Regions from separate parts of the Homo sapiens genome. Here region 1 is linked to region 2. The links are chromatin loops, found by intact Hi-C in ENCODE. Cell type or tissue: sigmoid colon. All regions are shown on one strand. Each heading gives the region's core, and the rest is flanking DNA. Links, peaks and the distances in the headings are about the cores only.

Region 1 (8,339 bases), core at 6-8,005, 93 kb before region 2:
ATGCACTGGTAAGATTATGCACAGAGGGCTCTGGGATCACATAGAGGGGGCTGCGGGAGGAATATGGAGAAGGCTTCCTGGAGGAGGGCATGCTCAAAGAGAAGTGAACTGGTACGCTTAGCTTGAAGGAAAAGAAACATATGTGGGCCTGCTTATTGTCTTCACATACTTGAGTGGCTCTTGAGTGGGAGAAGAAATGAATATGGTTGATTTGACTCCAGAAGGCAGAGATAGGAAAGTACATTTCTGTGCAGGAGAGAAGCACTGTCTAACAATGTGCACTGTTCAGAAATGAAATGTGCTGCCCTGGGAGGCAGTGAGCTCCCTGTTCCTAGAGCTATTCAAGCAGAGGTGGCTACCCCTTGAAAAAAGGTTGTGGATGGGAGTCAGGAGCTATGAGAACATCTCTGTAACAACCTCTAACTTCCCTTTCTACCCCAGGGATCTATCATAATAGATTGCATTATTAGAATTCCCATGATTTACTCCACAAATTCTATTCCCTTACTAAGTCATGTCCTCCATGATTTCACCCTGTCCTCCTACACCAGGAAGAGAAATGGTGATATGTGCTTGACAAGAACTTGGGAATAACCAAGCCCCACACAAATGCTCAGCGACTTCCATGCTGTGACTACTCTTTTCATGAACGAAGATGTGATAAATCGTGACGACTGAAAGTTGTAGAGATTTGTTGGGATAAATGGGAGAATCTCCAGCAACTCTCAGCGGAAGCTCCCGAGGAGCTAGCAATGGGTGTGACATGAGAGACAAATGCAGCAATCCTGAAAGGTGACCAGCCTCATACATGCTAGCCTAGACTGTAAGATGCTCTGAAGACAGGAGGCATCTCAGCCCCGTGCCTCCTCACCACACTCATCACTTTCCACCTCCTTGTATCCTACACATAAGGAATTCCTGTTGTTGGGAACCAGATCTGGTTCATTGTTAGCCCGTGGAGGGCTGCACCTCTTCTCCTTCAGGGCCACATGGTCCACTCCACTTCTTCAAGTCTTGGATCAAAATCAGTGCAGCAAGACCCCGCCCTGACCATTCTATTTAAAATTCCATCCCTTACTATCTCCCTATCTTATTCCTCCCAGGATAAGTAAGCCCATCTCCCTTTCTTATTTTTTATGGACTTTCCCCAGTGAAATACAAACCCCAAGAGAGCAGGAGAGGGGTTTGCTGCATTCCCTTGGCATACCCAGAGCCTATTGCAGTGCCTGGCACGTGGTCGTGATGGAACGAAGCACTGATAAATAGCAGGCTGGTGGGGTTGCCGGATGGATGGAAGGAGGGAGGTTCTACACACAGACTCAGGCCCTCAGCCTCCTCTGGAGGGAGGGAGGAGGCACGCTATGGCATGGCCCCATTCCTATGGCAGCCATCCTGCAACAGCTATTCAACTTTCCACTTGTGGAGTGAAAGCATGAAGTTTAATTCCACCAGATGACTAATGTCCTAATAACTTTGGTAATATGCCACCCTTATAAACTGCCTGCATTCTCCAGCAGGATCCCAAGGAAGCAGAGATAAATACATATATTTAGGGAAAATTGACCTTTAAAAGTCAAGGTTCCATGGGCCAATTCCCAAGTCATAAAGAGCTCATGTGAAAAGTAACCTTTAGTTTGCCATCAAAACTGGTTTCATAAAGAAAGCGTTTTAAATATACATTTGGGAGTTTCACAATAGGTTCCTTTTACACTGCTGATCTGTGACATGAGACAAGGCTTGCCAAGATTTTCAATAAAAAAGGATATATTGATCTAATTACCTTCTATTCAGGTTCTTTAGCACCCTCAATTTCTGTTCTGGCTGATGCAACACTGCATCTCTACTGTGCAAACTTTCTATCATTGGTTGAGCATCCCCTTCCAAACCCCAAGAACAGGGGTCTGGAACTCAACCCTTACATCAATCAGAAGAAATATTTCCTTGGCAGACACAGAATCAACAAGATTTTCTGGACCTCCAGGGCAGTGCCAAGGTTTCTGAGCATAGTAATAGCTATGAGCATCTGAAGTTATACAGATGAGTTCTGAAGTCAAACCTACTCCAGTCTTGAGAGTTACACACACTTTCCCAGGGGAGAAAAACAAAATCAGAAGAAAAGCCAGTCAGATCCATTTGCATAATTTGGCAGAAAGTGCAACCGGACAAACAGCAGCTTTTCTGGGCCGTCTGCTCTGAGGAAATGAATAATATTTATGGCCTAATAAACTGTGTGCTCCACAAGGAGAGGGGCAATCAGAGAGCCCAGGCAGAGCTGTAGGCTGGGTGAAAAGACACAGGAAGTCGGGCATCGACACAGAAAACTCAGATGTCACTGAGGGAAACAAGAGCCGGCTTAGTGTTCCCCGTGGAGGCTGGACTTTGGTGGGAGACACCAGGAGAAGTGCTCACATCTACAGTTCGCGTCCTGCCTTTGGAACAGAACATCATAAACCCTAGAGTCAGGCTCACCTGAGAACCACAAAGTCTCTGGAAGGATGGGGAGCCATGCTGTTCAGCACATACTGGTAGATCTCTGTTTGCCTGTCTAGAGTTTCCACAACCTTCCACTGCACAAAGTCCTCGTCCCACAGGTGGCGCTCTCTCAGCACGCGGTTCAGGACCACTGAGGGGGGTGCTTCCACCTCCACAGAAGCCTTCCACAGCTTCAGCGGGTTCCCGTCGCCCACCTTGGGAAAGACAACGTCAGAAGCTGAAGAGGTTGTCTGGGATATGGGTCCAACATTTTTTGTTTGGGCTTTTAGTTTTGCTATCATACCTTGCTGGGTGTTCAAAAACCATCACTGATTATGTAAATTGAGAGTGATACTACATACCTCAGCTGTAACATTTTAGTCCTTAAGCTTAAAAGAATAATAATGATGATAAAAATAATAATCACCAACACACCTAGTGGTTACTGTGTGCCAGGAACTATTCTAAGCCATTTGGTTTGTAAATTAGCCTTCCTCCGACAGTGGTACTCTTACAATGTCCATTTTGCAAATGGGAAAACTGAGGCACAGAGAGGTGTGTGACTTGCCCAACATCACACAGCTACGGGGGAGAGACAGGACCGGGATCCAGCTGTCCGGCTCCATAGTTTACTCTCTGATTATAGGCAACAGATCTCTGGACTGAGTTCTTTGAATGGTTCATGTGCCTTAACTGTCCGCGTGTGTGCCAAGCCCTGTGGACACAGCAGCTGTTTTCAATGCAAAAACAAATGTCTGATTGTTAGCTGTGGCTTTCTGGGGGTGATCTTTTTCCATCCTCTGAGATTACCTTTTTGAAAGCAAGATCTGTATTGTCCGTGCTGGAGCACGTGACCCATCCTTTGAACTTCTCCTTGGCTTCTTTCTGGAGGCCCTGGATGAGATGGTTCAGGTAAGTGTGGAAAGTTGCCCCACTCTCCTCCAGCTGTGTCCCCAATTCTTCCAGGGTTGGCACGTGGATCTCAGCCTCCACATACGAGTTACGAGACTGGGCCACCAACTCGTGTGGAACCTAGACCAACGGATGCATGAAAGGGCAACACACTGAGCCAAAGAAACGCCGAGACTCAAAGAAAGCAAAGCCATTTCACCCACAACCCGGCTCTGAGCCACGGGCCGAGGGCCACACGGCCAGAGATGTTTTTCTAAGATCATTGCCAAGGCCGGGAGGGGCCTTCCTAAAGTCAGGAAATACAAACATGTTTCTGAGGCTGTATTTATTATTCAAAACATTGCAATGACTTCCCCTTTATTATTTTCACTTCCCTTTTATTTTACCTTTACTGTCTTTTTATTCAGTTTGGCAAAATATGGGCTCAGACAACTTTACCCACTATGAATAAGACTTAAAACAGACAGACTTGTGAAGGGAAACATCAAACATGACTTGGGAATAGCTTTACTTTTTTAGCACACTTTTCCCATTGACAAATGCCAATTCTATCACAAAAGTATGCCACAAGTCTGGTTCACTTACTTCTTTTACATATCTGTGGCTGTATTCATAAGCTGTCATTGGTTCTTAGCAACAAAGATTCCTCAGTATCATACACACACTCACACAGATGTTTAACCTAATCAAGCTCCAAGGTAAAATCAAATAGAACATAATTGGCTGACTGGCCTTGAACCTGATAATGGCAGGTGATGCACTGTTTGCATAAAAACCATCAGTATGGTAATCCCAAGTGTCTTTATCAAAGCCTCAATTGTATAGCTAGCTCCTCAGCTTTCTTGGAAGCAAACACCAGAGCTATAACATATACTATTGTCATAAAATCAGGAACAAACAGATAGAAACCATAAATGTAGCAACAATCCCAAGCGTCTTATCTAGTTCCAAGAGCTACTAGGGAGGCGGAGGTTCGAGCCTTTTGCTCACCTCAAAAAGTCTGTCGCATTCCATGATCATGTGCGCTAGCCCCTGAGCTGCTGCCAGATTCTCGTTGAGGTCCTTTTGATCTGGCTTCCCAGTGGCATATTTCTTCTGTATGACTCTGTAATTGAACGTGAGTGTGCTAAGCAGATCCCACACCAACGAGCTTGTCACAATACCAAACTCATCCCTTTTGTTTTCTGTTTATACCCAGATGCTATCCAGATCCCAGGCTTTTGCGTTTCCAAATAAAAACAATGATCACATATCTTAGATATCTGAATCAGGCTAACAGTCTGACAGTTCACAAGGAAAAATCTTGGAAAACTAAAGGGCAGGAAGAACAGCAGGGGACAAAATTAATCTGTTTTTCCAAAGTTTGAAACCCCTTAACTGCAAGCTCCTGTGCTTTGGTCTTAAATATAGCCTTTTAAAAATTGTAAAATACTACTTTGTGTATGTTTTCCTCCTCACTCACACAGACAACATAAAACTCAAGCTTTCTGGATCACAGCTGGCATTCTTCAATGCTAGCTCAATAATTCTATGAATCTGAGCCCCGTGAATTAGGGTGTCTCACAAGATTTTCTGATTATGAAAAGAGTGTTGACAAATCCTGAAGTTGAAATGTAGCATGAGACACATTTTATCTATCTATAATCTATTATCTATCTCTATTATCTACCTATCAATCATCTATTTATCTCTCTTTATCATCTACCATCTATTTATCATCTATCTATTTAGCTGTCATCTATCATCTATGTATCAACTATCTATCAATCTATCATCTACCTATCGTTGATCTATCTACCTACCTATCTATCTATAATCTGTCTACCAATATATCCATTCGTATCTATCTATCCATCCATCCATCCATCCAGTCTTATGAACTGTGGGAATGCCTGCTTTGGGATTACTGTTGTTACTGAGAAAAAAAACCCACCGTGGAGAGCTTTCTTTCTTCAATAAATTAAGATGAAAGAGGGAGGGGGCCAGACACACTGCCAGGTTCATGGGCGTCATCTGATTCTCTTCCACCAAGTTGACGACGTCGTTCAGGAAACACAAGAGCGTCTGCAGGACCTCCCTGTTCTCATCGGCCAGTAGCAGGATGGCAGCCTGCACGGCCTGCAGCCGCTGCTCTTTGGAGACATCTGAGGAAAAGTGGATGCCAGGTCATTGGAGGAGCAGACATAGAAAGAGCCAGCTGGGAAGCACTGTGTAAGCTCCACATTCCTCGTGTGAACACGCACCCAGAGTCATCATCAACAAAAACAACCAGAACAGCAGGAAAGGCACAAAGAAGTCAGTAATTGCTGAGGCCTCGCAGCTCATGGGAGGCAGAGCTGAGTCCCAACCCTTGCAATTGAACTTTGGATCCCACGCTCTCGATGGCCAAGCAGGGTTTAGAAAGGGGCACCACCATCCTGGTTTTCTGTATTCTGAGCAATCAACCCACTCACCTGCTTTCAGAAGGCTTCTGGGTGAAGTTGGTGATTAGGACTCTGTCAACCTGGCATCCCTCTTGCCCATCCTCCCTGACAGACAGCTTGGGAAGCCACTCTCAGGATGCCCAAGGCTCCGTGGGACATGGTTTGAAAACCACTGGGTTAGGGAACAGTAGCCTCGCCTTGCGTTTCTCCACCCCTGCCAGCCAGGCCATGATGCCAGTGCTGCACAATTCACCGGGAGTGGTGTTGAGCTGGTGGGACCTCTGACCTCATTCCTAGAGGGCCAGCTTCTCGAGGGGAAGCCTGTACATCTTCCTTTTTCCTACAAATCTCCCAGGACTTGCTTTGCAGGATGCCTGCTATTGACTTCATGTGGAGACCCAGCGTCACCTGTTCCATAATCTTGGGGTTTATGGAAATGGAGGCTGTGCTTGGAGAAGAAGAACCAGGCAGCCTAAGGTTATGGGGGATGTCTGGCCCTTCTCAGTGCCATTACCCTTGAGGGTGGTCCTTGTGGTAGTGGGTACTGGTTATGCAGGCTTACCAGGGAATTGGTTCCAACAATATGAGGGGAACTAAATGGAAATCACACCAAATGAGTGATAGGTGCTGCCTTTTGCTGCTCCCACCTGTGGCTGTGTTTATTTCATGATCACTTTAGTCCTCTCACTGCGAAAGACACCGTCAGGAGCTTGCTTCTGTCAACACTGTTGTCTTTCTTAAAGTGCCATGTTCTGGAGCAGGGGCCTCCACACGAGGGTGTCTGAATTCTCAAGGGGTGGGGAGGTGTGCTCCTGACAGTCTCTTGAGGTGTGAGAAGAAATCATTAGCACTCCCACGTGTGTTTATCTTTTCTCTTACCCATTAAAAATACTGATTGGGTGTGCTTTATAATGTGCATAGTACATTAGAGTACATCCAGTATATTTATATTACTAAACATAAATACACATTCAGATATTTGCTACTGGCAGGAGTGCATGATAAAAACAAACTCAGAGCTGGCTGTTCCAGAAGGGCTGAGGTGTGACCTTCTGAGGGGGTCCTGGCTGGCCCCAGGCTTTGTGGTCCTGGGGGGCTATCGATGCTGGATTCGCCTGCAGTCTCATGCAGGAGGCATGACGTCACATGCCAGGGCTGACCACACTATGGCCCTGATTAGCAAATCCAAGTTCCTAGAAAAGCCTGAGCATGCCTTCAGTGGTCTGAAACCCGTCTCCACTCCCACCATGTCCATTGTGTACTGGCACAAGATATACCTGGGGTTTACAGAGAAGAGCCGTTTTGTTAAAATTAGAGTGAACCCATTTTCTTACTCTCGCTTAGGGTGGAGGAGAAACAGATGGTACTAATGATCTGAAGCTTGTGAGAGGTGTAACAAGTTTTGCTTGAGCTGCAGAATTGTTTTAAATATGCTGCTCTAGGTAAGGTGTCCAGTGTGTATACATTGTTTAACTTTAGATTACTAAGCTTCTTTTCCATGCCAACATTTTTTCCCAGCCATCATTTTTGAAGAGTCGCCTGTCATCTCTATATGTTGTCTCAGTTCCCTTTCTATCCGCTTGTTCTTTTATCCATCAGAAAATACTTCCTGTCCATTATTATTATTATTATTTACTAAAAACGCTTCAAATACCTAAATTCAGCATTTGTTTTGGATCCTATGCTCTTTTAGCTTTCTGTTACATACCATGCTGCTGCGGGTCCTGCCCCTTTCCTGGCTCTAAGGGGATGATTCTAGGTCTGAATTTCTAAGTGTGGATAATTTGCAATCATATGGGGGATCCTGGCACCTCAAATTCAGATTCCTGTGGATTCTGAACCCTTCTCCCCTCCAATTTCCACATTCTTTCAATCATCAGGCCTTAAAGCCTTATGGTTGTCTTTGACTCTTCTATCCTTCTCCCTCCTCCAGATGGGTAGGACTCAAATATTTTCATTACCCATCCAACACTCCAATTTAGTTCATCATTTGACAAAAATCCAAGAAGTGGCATAGCTGAAAACAGAACTTCTCTGGAGAAATGGAGGAGGAACCGTTCCTCTCTGCCACAGTAGCAGTTTGGAAACTTTGACTCTAGGGTCTATGCATGGAATATCTTCTCTCCAGTCTCACTGCTGGAAGTCCCTGCAGGTAATTTGGAACCTTGATTAGTATGCTGACTCCCTGAGTCTCCATGCTCGTCCAGTTCGGTGCCTCTTGTGCACCACTTCCAGATTCCTGGGTCAATGACACTGTGCTGATGGACTTTCTCCCTGTAGCAGATACAAGGCTGGCCACCTGCTCAACTCAATACCCATTCTTCCCTTCTTCCTCATTAAGAAAACACATGTTCTGCTCAGGTGTGAGCTGCAATGTACTCAGGGAAATGGGTGTCTCCCTCAGACCCAGGGATGAACCATGCTGCCCTAAACCAAAACTGGTAACCCAGGTCTTCTTTCCAGTGTTTGGTTTAAGGGGGAAGCTGTAAACCACTTCTGCCTGAGGGCCAAGAAAAATGCTGAGAGCTTCTG
Region 2 (8,339 bases), core at 299-8,298:
CCTCAGTGTTACATAAGGGTTCTTTTCATGGAGTAATTTATGGTTAGTTTGAGAAATTGTATCTCATCTGCTTGCTGGGTTTCTCCTCCTTAGGCATGTCTCGTAATGTATATATATGGCCAGTCATTGGCCGGGCCCAGTACCAATGGTCCAGGATGCAGTATAATAAGCACATGTGGGAAGAACAGCGGTTCTCAGGACACTGTTCTAAATCATTGTTTTCCTTTGGGGAGTAGAGAACCAATAATTCCAAGTAGCTTTTATGGCATAATCTTTGCTGAGGCAGTAGAGCATGTTTGAAATCTGGGCCCATGAGCAACAAATTCAGATAGGATCCTCTTGCCCTTTGCTGAGTGCAGAATAAACAGGTCTTTGGGGAGGCCCCACAGAGGCTGAAGGTAACCAAACACGCTGCCTTCTAGCCCTGTGGTCTGCTGACACAGCTCATGCCCTTCCCTGCCATCCCCTAAGGGTTCCTGGGGCTGGAAGATAGTGAAGCTTTCTTCAGCTAGCCGCTTGCTCTGTCATTCACATCTAGCTCCCCTAACCAGCCTGGCTCAGCTCAAGCTCAGGTAAATGACCTATTCGTCCCTGTGCCACCCACCATCTGTATGTGGAAGCCCTTGGCAAGGCAGGAGCTACCGTGCCAGCCCCTTGAAGTCTGCTTCAGTCTTCCAAAGCGTCACCAACAACGAGACCACTTCAAGGTACTCTCCGGTCATTAACACTTAAGTTCCCTGTAGTGAATTTCTCAGGACTCCACTTTCCCCTGCTCCTTCCACACCTAACCTGCTGCCACCGACATTGCATGTGTGCTTGGCTGTTGCCCTACTGGGGGACTTACCCATATATGTATTATTGTGTTTCTATTCACTTTGGAAGTTGGCACTCCTTCACCTTTTAAACAGTGAACTCTCTGAAGCAGAGGACTTGCACCCACTTACTCTGTTGTTGCACATGGAACACAACTGAACAGGACCATTTAGAAACATGCTTAAAGGGCCGGGCATGGTGGCTCACGCCTGTAATCCCAGCACTTTGGGAGGCCAAGGTGGGCAGATCACGAGGTCAGGAGATTGAGACCATCCTGGCTAACACGGTGAAACCCGTCTCTACTAAAAAAAAAAATACAAAAAATTAGCCGGGCATGGTGGCAGGCGCCTGTGGTCCCAGCTACTCGGGAGGCTGAGGCGGGAGAATGGCGTGAACCCAGGAGGCGGAGCTTGCAGTGAGCCGAGATTGTGCCACTGCACTCCAGCCTGGGTGACAGAGTGAGATTCTATCTCAAAAATAAAAAATAAAAATAAACAAATAAATAAACAAATAAAAATAAAAATAAAAAAATAAAAAATAAAAAATAGAAATATGCTTAAAGAAGCAATGTGCTTCTCTGCACTTTTGGGATGAGATGGAAATGTTCCTGCCCACTAGCAATCCTTAGCTCTGGCCCCTGTACCGAGAGCTTCAGCGGGTGGCATTATTAGTGGGGATGCACTTTAAGTATTATTCCAAGAATTGGAAACAGAAACCCTCCCACACTGAGCACAGATGTGGTGATGGATGATGTATCTCAGTGGCATGGCCCCATCAAATCCCGTGTTCAACTGACTACATGAACCTATTTTTGTCAGTGATTATTTCCGGTATTCCTGTGGTTTATCCCAATGTAACATGCAGAATCTACTATGATAACATGGCTTTACCTCTGCCAGTTATTCCATGTAAAAAGAGATTAAATGAGAGATTGCCAAAAAACTTCCACAATTTACATAGTTTTCTTCATAGTATTTGAACAAGTAGACTCAAATTTTCTTTTTACCTGTTTTAAACCTCAGCTCAAGAGCAAAGTTAAACCAGTTTGAATCTCCAGCTCTCCATGCAGTCAATTTTTAAATGAAAATGGTTGAGGCAGGCCTTCTAGGCCCCTTCTGATACTCAGATTATTGTTCTGTCAAAGAATTTTCAAATTCTGGCCTCAAAGGTTACCTTATTTTCAACATTTTCTAAATTTAAACAGAAGGGAGAGTAGTAAAATTGGAAGCATGGTAAGAAGTTGCTCAACTTGATTGTTCCAAGTATATCCTTGATTCTGTGTAAAGAACCTAAAAATGGAGGCCTTATGGTCAACATAATTAGTACATAATCTGTCAGGCAACCTTTGGATTCTTAAGAATTTTTATTTGATTATAAAAGTAATACTGGTCACTTATTTGCCATTTTTCATATTATTTATAAATAATATCATGCTGAACATCTTTGTTCAGAAAGCTTTGTCTACATTTTTATGAAACCATTTCGTTAGGATAGTTTCCTAGGAGAATTACTGGATCAGAGGATCTTGATAAATGCTGCCAAACTGCCTTTCAAAAAGATGGTCAGATTTTCTTTTTAAAACACAGCTAGTCACAGATATGCCAAGGCTCTCTCAGAATAGAGACAGATGGATGATAGTTTTAATGTTTAGTTACCTAACTATGATTAGTAGGATTCAGATAGGACTAGTAGGTTAATAGTTAATCTGCTGGTGATTAGATGTAGGGTTTTGCATTGTTGCAATCTCAGGTTCCCAGCTGACAACAGTCTATATGCTGTTATGCCATAAGGGACAATTTATTCCAGACACAAAAATGGGTACCAGGGTTCTGTCCCAGAAGGTGTGTAATGACAGGACCCCACAAAGAAGTGGTATGGAAAGACTGACTTTCTCATTCACTTGACAAACATTACTTGAACACCAACCAGACATAAGAAACTACAGCGAGCACCAGGGAGTCAAAGCAGCATGGTACCTGGCCTGTCTTTGCGGAGCCTAGGGAGGAAGGAAGATGTGTAAATAAAGAATGAAGTAGAATAAGATAAAACCTTGATTAGAAGTTTGGAACCATGAATGAAGAAGGCTCTAGCTCTGTGAAAGAATGGTGGTGGAGAAGGTTTCAAAGGCAAGTGATGCTTAAGGTAGCTTTGGAGGAGGAGGAGGATGTTGGCAAGTGGTAGAGAAAACATTTAGCAGAGCACAGGGACAGAACTGGGCAGAGCGTGGAGGTGTGAAAACATGGAGTGTAATAGTGAAGTCATCTGGTGGGTGGGGCAGGAGGGACACGGGTGGCAAAATTCGCTCACTTCCTCTTTCTGAGAGGGACCTCTGGGGGCTCCAAAGAAACCTTTGAGATCAAAAAAGAGCTAAGAGAAGCCTTTGAATGACGGGCAGAATTTATTAAGAAAGGGAAGAAAGGAATATTCCAGCAGCAAAGAAGTTGTCGAAGTTCAATTAGTGACTTTAAATGGCCTGAAAGTTTTCAAAGCATTTTCATGCACATTATGTCATATGGGCCTCCCAACCACCTCGTGCTACAGTAAGGCACACATTCTGATTCCCACAATGCAGCGGAAGAGCACAGTTGAATGGCGTGGCTCCCAAGGCTGCCATATTTCGAGATTCTAGGGGCCACCACACACCTGTGTTCACAGAACAGGGTGCGTGGTGATTCTCTGTACTGGCAGGTCTGGCTTCTGATGTCCTTTGCAGTACACTAAGCTGTGATCATGTTCATCATGTAAAATGAAAAGGATTTAAAATGAAAACACAGTAATCACTCCTATCTTTTCATATCTTATATGCTGCTATGCTATCAGTTTTACTGGATTATTTTGAAAGATGAAGTGGATGTGTGTGGGTATATGCATATATGAAGATTAGCATATATTTATTTGTATGGTATATCTATGTATCTATAAAATGTGAGAAAATATTAGGTACCTTAATCTGCACTATTATCCATTTTTTTTTACATTAGGAAGTTTAAAAATTACATATATTCAACCATACTAAATCAAAGCAGCATCACACCAATTTTAGCCCTATTTTTTAAAGTTCAACCTGTTTGAGGAAATGACTAGTCTTACACAATGCTGAGAATCTTGATGAGAAAATCAAATAGTTATTCTACAAAGAGAAAAAAAATAGATGCAAATACCTTCAAGAGCAGCCTCCTATAAACAAAAGTATTACTACATAAGATTATAGAATTTTGTTTTTAATTTTGTTTTAACTTTAAAGGCTAAAGTTTTTAGCTTTTTCAGTGTAATGCAGAAGTTCTGTCTAAGAGAGTGGAGGCAATTTCATTAATGGCATACGTACCAAAAGCTAATAGCACAAGATGCATTATAAATGTCTTACTGACATTTGAAATATCTCTGGGAGACAAAAATGGCTATAATTATTCATTATATTTGTAAGCAGTGAATTAGATTCATCAAAAGGTTAATCATCTTCCTCAAGGTCACAAAATTAGGCAGCATAAAGGTAGTATCTGAAATCCAAGGCTTCTGACTGTTACCTCGGTCCTTGAAATCAATTAAAATCGTCTCCATAAGGTCTGACGTGGGTACTGTCAGAAGCTGGCAAAATTCTTTTACACATTAGAAAAACAGGTGCGGATGCTACCTTGTCACATGTCAGCATGTGTCAGCACATGTGAGTTTAGCTCATGCAGAACATACTGGTTGGCATAGATGATTCCTTCACATGCAGATATGAATCTACACAACAACAGTATGTTCCAGTATTTCACAAAGAGTATCAGACGCACATCTCTCAATGACTACATAGGTTGCACAGAGTGTACAAAGAACTCTGTCTACTGATATTTCCTTCCTCTCATTTTTCACATTTAGACTGTAGGAAACAGGCTAAGCTAATGAAAAGACAGTACGACAAAATCTTCAACTTTCAGTTTCTGATTTCCCCAATAAGAAAAGACATAAATGTGTCATTTCTTATGAGACGCGTGGAAAGAACCCCGTAGAAACCATATGGTTGTCAGTAACGGCATAATCTCATTCAAAGGTGCTAAGAACACTAATGAGACCAGGATGTCAGGAAAAGCAGAAATAGATCAATATTTCTCTCCCATTTATAGTTGTCCTCACCATCAGTCTCTGCACCAGCTCTATGTAAATGAAATCAATCAGCAAGGATTTCTGCAAAACGCATAAAACAGTTCTCCTCTCAGCTCTACCGGAAGATAAATGATTCCAGACGTTGGCCTGTGGCCATTTTCCCACACATGCTCCAGAGCTCTGACATCCATATTGGGCCATAACACTGAGTGGTTTCTACTTTGGCGAGTTTACAGCCAGCGCTTCCACTTCTGGTTTGGACTAGACAGCCTGCTAATGCAGATGCAAAATAAGTCCCTTTCCGCCTGTGTAAATTGTAAAAGAATTGACTTTTTCCAATAAAGGACCTCCTGTGAGCCCCCTGAAAACTTTCTGCTATCGCTCATAGAATCTTATCATTCTCAATCACTGCTTTAGATCCCCTTGGAATTAGACGAATCCTGGCCTAATAAAACATGCGACATATGACATCGAACGCAAACCACTTAGATGTAACATACAATTACCAACAGCCCAAGTCCAACTTTGAAAACGAAGCCGTTGAAAAATGTATTAAACATAAATAGCAGGATTGTTTCATATGGTAGCTTATGTTCTGAAAGAGGGTAACAGACTTTCTGAGAAAGATAAACTACAGAAGATCCAGAAGCAGCTTCCTTTAAAAATGATGTCAACACCAATAACATTATTTGGAAGGCTCGTAGGAAGTCCAGGTCATATTCATAGCTATTTAAGTAACGTAGCCCATGGAATTAAGCATGCTAATACAAAGCATTTACTGCCAACCTCGTCAATCTGAAAGGTGGGTCGCTTTCTTAATAAACTGCCTTTGAGGAAAGATACAAATAATTTTGCCCATTGTTATAAATAGAGAGAGAAGGAAGGAAGGAAGGAAGGCCTTATCTATATCTGTAGTCTGAGATAAAACAATTCTCTCTGAGATTAAATAAAAGTAAAATAAATCTAACTGTAACTTGCAAATGTTTCTAGAGTGAGTAGCCAAAATGACAGTCACTGCTTTTTAATTTTAAATCAAGTTCTTGTTAAGAGAATGTTGTAAATATCAAGTCCACTACAAAGAAAACTTTTTATATCAATGACAAAACTCACAATCTACATAGGAAGTAACTGTTGTCTTTCCCACCACCACGACCTCTTTTTCTATGGAACACAAACTTACTTTGTTTAAAATTGTCCTTAGGCTGTGCTGTACCTTTCAAACAAAACCCCTCTCTTCTTCAATTCATTTTCAGCTTTCTTGAAAACTGCTCCTCAGAAACTGACAGATGGTGCATCTGTCACCGAGTGTTTTCTCTTCGTTATCTCTGCCAGCTAATATTTCCTCTGTGCTTGGCTGTTGTCTGTGAGACTGGTCCACATCATTCTAGCCTGATCAATGGTGTGCCTGGTTTGAGGTTGGTTTTGGCCCCGCCTCCAGCTCTAAGAGAAAAAAACGAAAACTCACAGCTGGATTTCCTATAAATCCTCTTTTTAAAACTGGCTCTGCCGCTCTGGCACATACCAGAGGAAACGCTGCCAGTCTATCACAAACCAAGGGGGGTGCTCCTTCTCCTAGGCACCCCCACCGCTAGTGTCAGGTGCCTTCCTTATATAACACATCCCATTTTAAGTTAGCCTAAAACTTCACAGGAAGGGAAGAAGTGTTTTAAACCAAGCTTAGGTTTTTCCATGCCTAATAAGACTCGAAAGAAGATGCCCATGACTGAAACACACACACACACACACACACACACACACCCATAAATAATTTTTAATCTGTTAATACTGTGCAAACCAATTCCAAGGAGAAAACAGAAAAGGAGAAAATGCCAAAATAGGATATAACAAAATCAGTGCACATTTAATTGTGTATCCTTAAAAAACTCAGGTCATCCTTCACATTCTGATGACATTACACCCTCAGTTGGCAACAGGATTTGCTTGTATTTACACTGCCAATGAACTTGGTGAATCAGGAGAATGCATGGGATGCATTTCAGGTTCCAGATGAGAGGCAGTTGCTTCTCTGGGTTAACCACTACCAAGTGGGGTTGAACAGGTGACTGTGGAACAATCAGTCTGCTCTGTAAGTGAGCATGACAAACAATGCATTGTAGACTTTCGTATACTGCATGCTCGATGGTAATCTCACCTTATCAGTGAGTGGAGGCCACACGTTTACCATGAATAGAAAAAGTGAGTGTTCCTAAACTAAGGCTATATGTTGGAATACTGTACTAGGATTCACAGTCACAGGATCTGGATTCGAGTCTCAGTTTTATTTCTCGGCAGTGTCCTCGAACATGAAAGGCACAGAGTATGCTCTGGAGACCTCACAGATGACAGCAGATCAAATGAAGATGATAAAGAACTTTGTTGTTATTATGCAACATTCGTATTGTTATTTTCAACAACAGAGAGAATATTAAATAAATATACATGTTTAATCTGGCAGAGGATGATACCAAACTACCACTGCCTGTGATAAGGAGAGCTAAAGATGAAAGGATTCCGGGAGTAAGGTGCAGAGTATACAGTGCATGCTGAGGATAACAGCCACTCAGATTTTAAATGTTTGAACTCCACAGTGAGGGAGAATACGAAGTAAGCATAGGGCAGAGTGGGGCTGAATAGCAAAAGTTTGATACCTTAGTTCTCCTTCCACTCTCACTCAATAGAACCCTAGAACTGGCATCTGCCATTAGTCAGTGAGCTCCTTAAAGGCAAGAAAAACACAACTGGAGTCTGTCAAATAAGAGAATGAATGAGACTTTGAACTAGATAAGAGGTACTCACTCTAAGAGAGGGAGTATAGAGTATTGTGAGAAGCCTGAGTTTGAAGTTGTAAAATCAGATACTTCAAGGTTGAGAGTGCCTGTGTGTCTCAACCTTGTAGGGATTTGTAGAGAGAGAGGCTTTCTGAGTAACTGAAAAGTAACACGAGAGATTTTGTTCAGGGTCCCCTGATTTCGTCCAGCTTTCTACACTCACCCCTCAACTCCACCCCTTTCCCACTTCCTCCATGAGAACGTCATTCTGTGACAATGAACTTGAGTCAAGAACCAGGATGTCTGTAAACATCCCTTTAATGAAAGCACATGGATTGTTGGGTCAATTCTTCCCATATGGTGTTGCAAGTCTTTGCTTGCTGTAGCTGGCCAGAAGTCAGCTTTTTAATCCAGCAGGCCCTGCTCGATGCAGGCTGTGTGACAGGCATCTGTGACCCTGCCCCGCCCACAAAAGGCAGATTATAGGGGCTGCTCCTGCTCCTACCCTGCCTGGCACCTCACTGCCAATGAGCTTCTGTGCTCTTGACTAAATATATTGGGAAATTCCCTACTTCCATAATAGTTTCATGTGTGTGATCTCTTCTCCCCAAGCTAAAGGATTATGCCAATTTTGGGTAAGAGAATTTGTCAACTGCGAAGATCTTATCTAAT

The links. A loop is a pair of places that touch in the nucleus more often than their neighbours do. Peaks named below come from ENCODE experiments on the same cell type or tissue, not always from the same donor. Only the 100,000 strongest peaks of a DNase experiment are listed, where the experiment ranks them.
Region 1: a loop joins it to region 2, with 2.5 times the contacts of the local background. A loop is called at or near these places in 20 of 110 quality-filtered maps.

Annotation. Positions count from the first base shown.
Region 1 is chr13:33,107,404-33,115,742 of GRCh38, forward strand. STARD13 (StAR related lipid transfer domain containing 13) reads right to left here. Exons shown (of 14, transcript NM_178006.4): 9 at 5,318-5,528; 10 at 4,375-4,489; 11 at 3,283-3,504; 12 at 2,470-2,687. Among named protein-coding and RNA genes, the nearest start is that of KL, 95 kb to the left of the region's middle. RefSeq lists enhancers at 2,177-2,236, 2,337-2,426. In sigmoid colon, for the core only: no CTCF peak of the experiment used is centred there; DNase peaks (open chromatin) are centred at 2,317, 3,608, 4,425, 5,481 and 1 weaker place; H3K27ac peaks cover 843 bases.
Region 2 is chr13:33,199,740-33,208,078 of GRCh38, forward strand. All of the region lies in intron 1 of STARD13 (StAR related lipid transfer domain containing 13), which reads right to left. Among named protein-coding and RNA genes, the nearest start is that of STARD13-AS, 74 kb to the right of the region's middle. RefSeq lists enhancers at 105-174, 525-574 and a silencer at 2,926-3,015. In sigmoid colon, for the core only: no CTCF peak of the experiment used is centred there; DNase peaks (open chromatin) are centred at 5,082, 6,430 and 8,109; H3K4me3 peaks cover 4,504 bases; H3K27ac peaks cover 3,139 bases.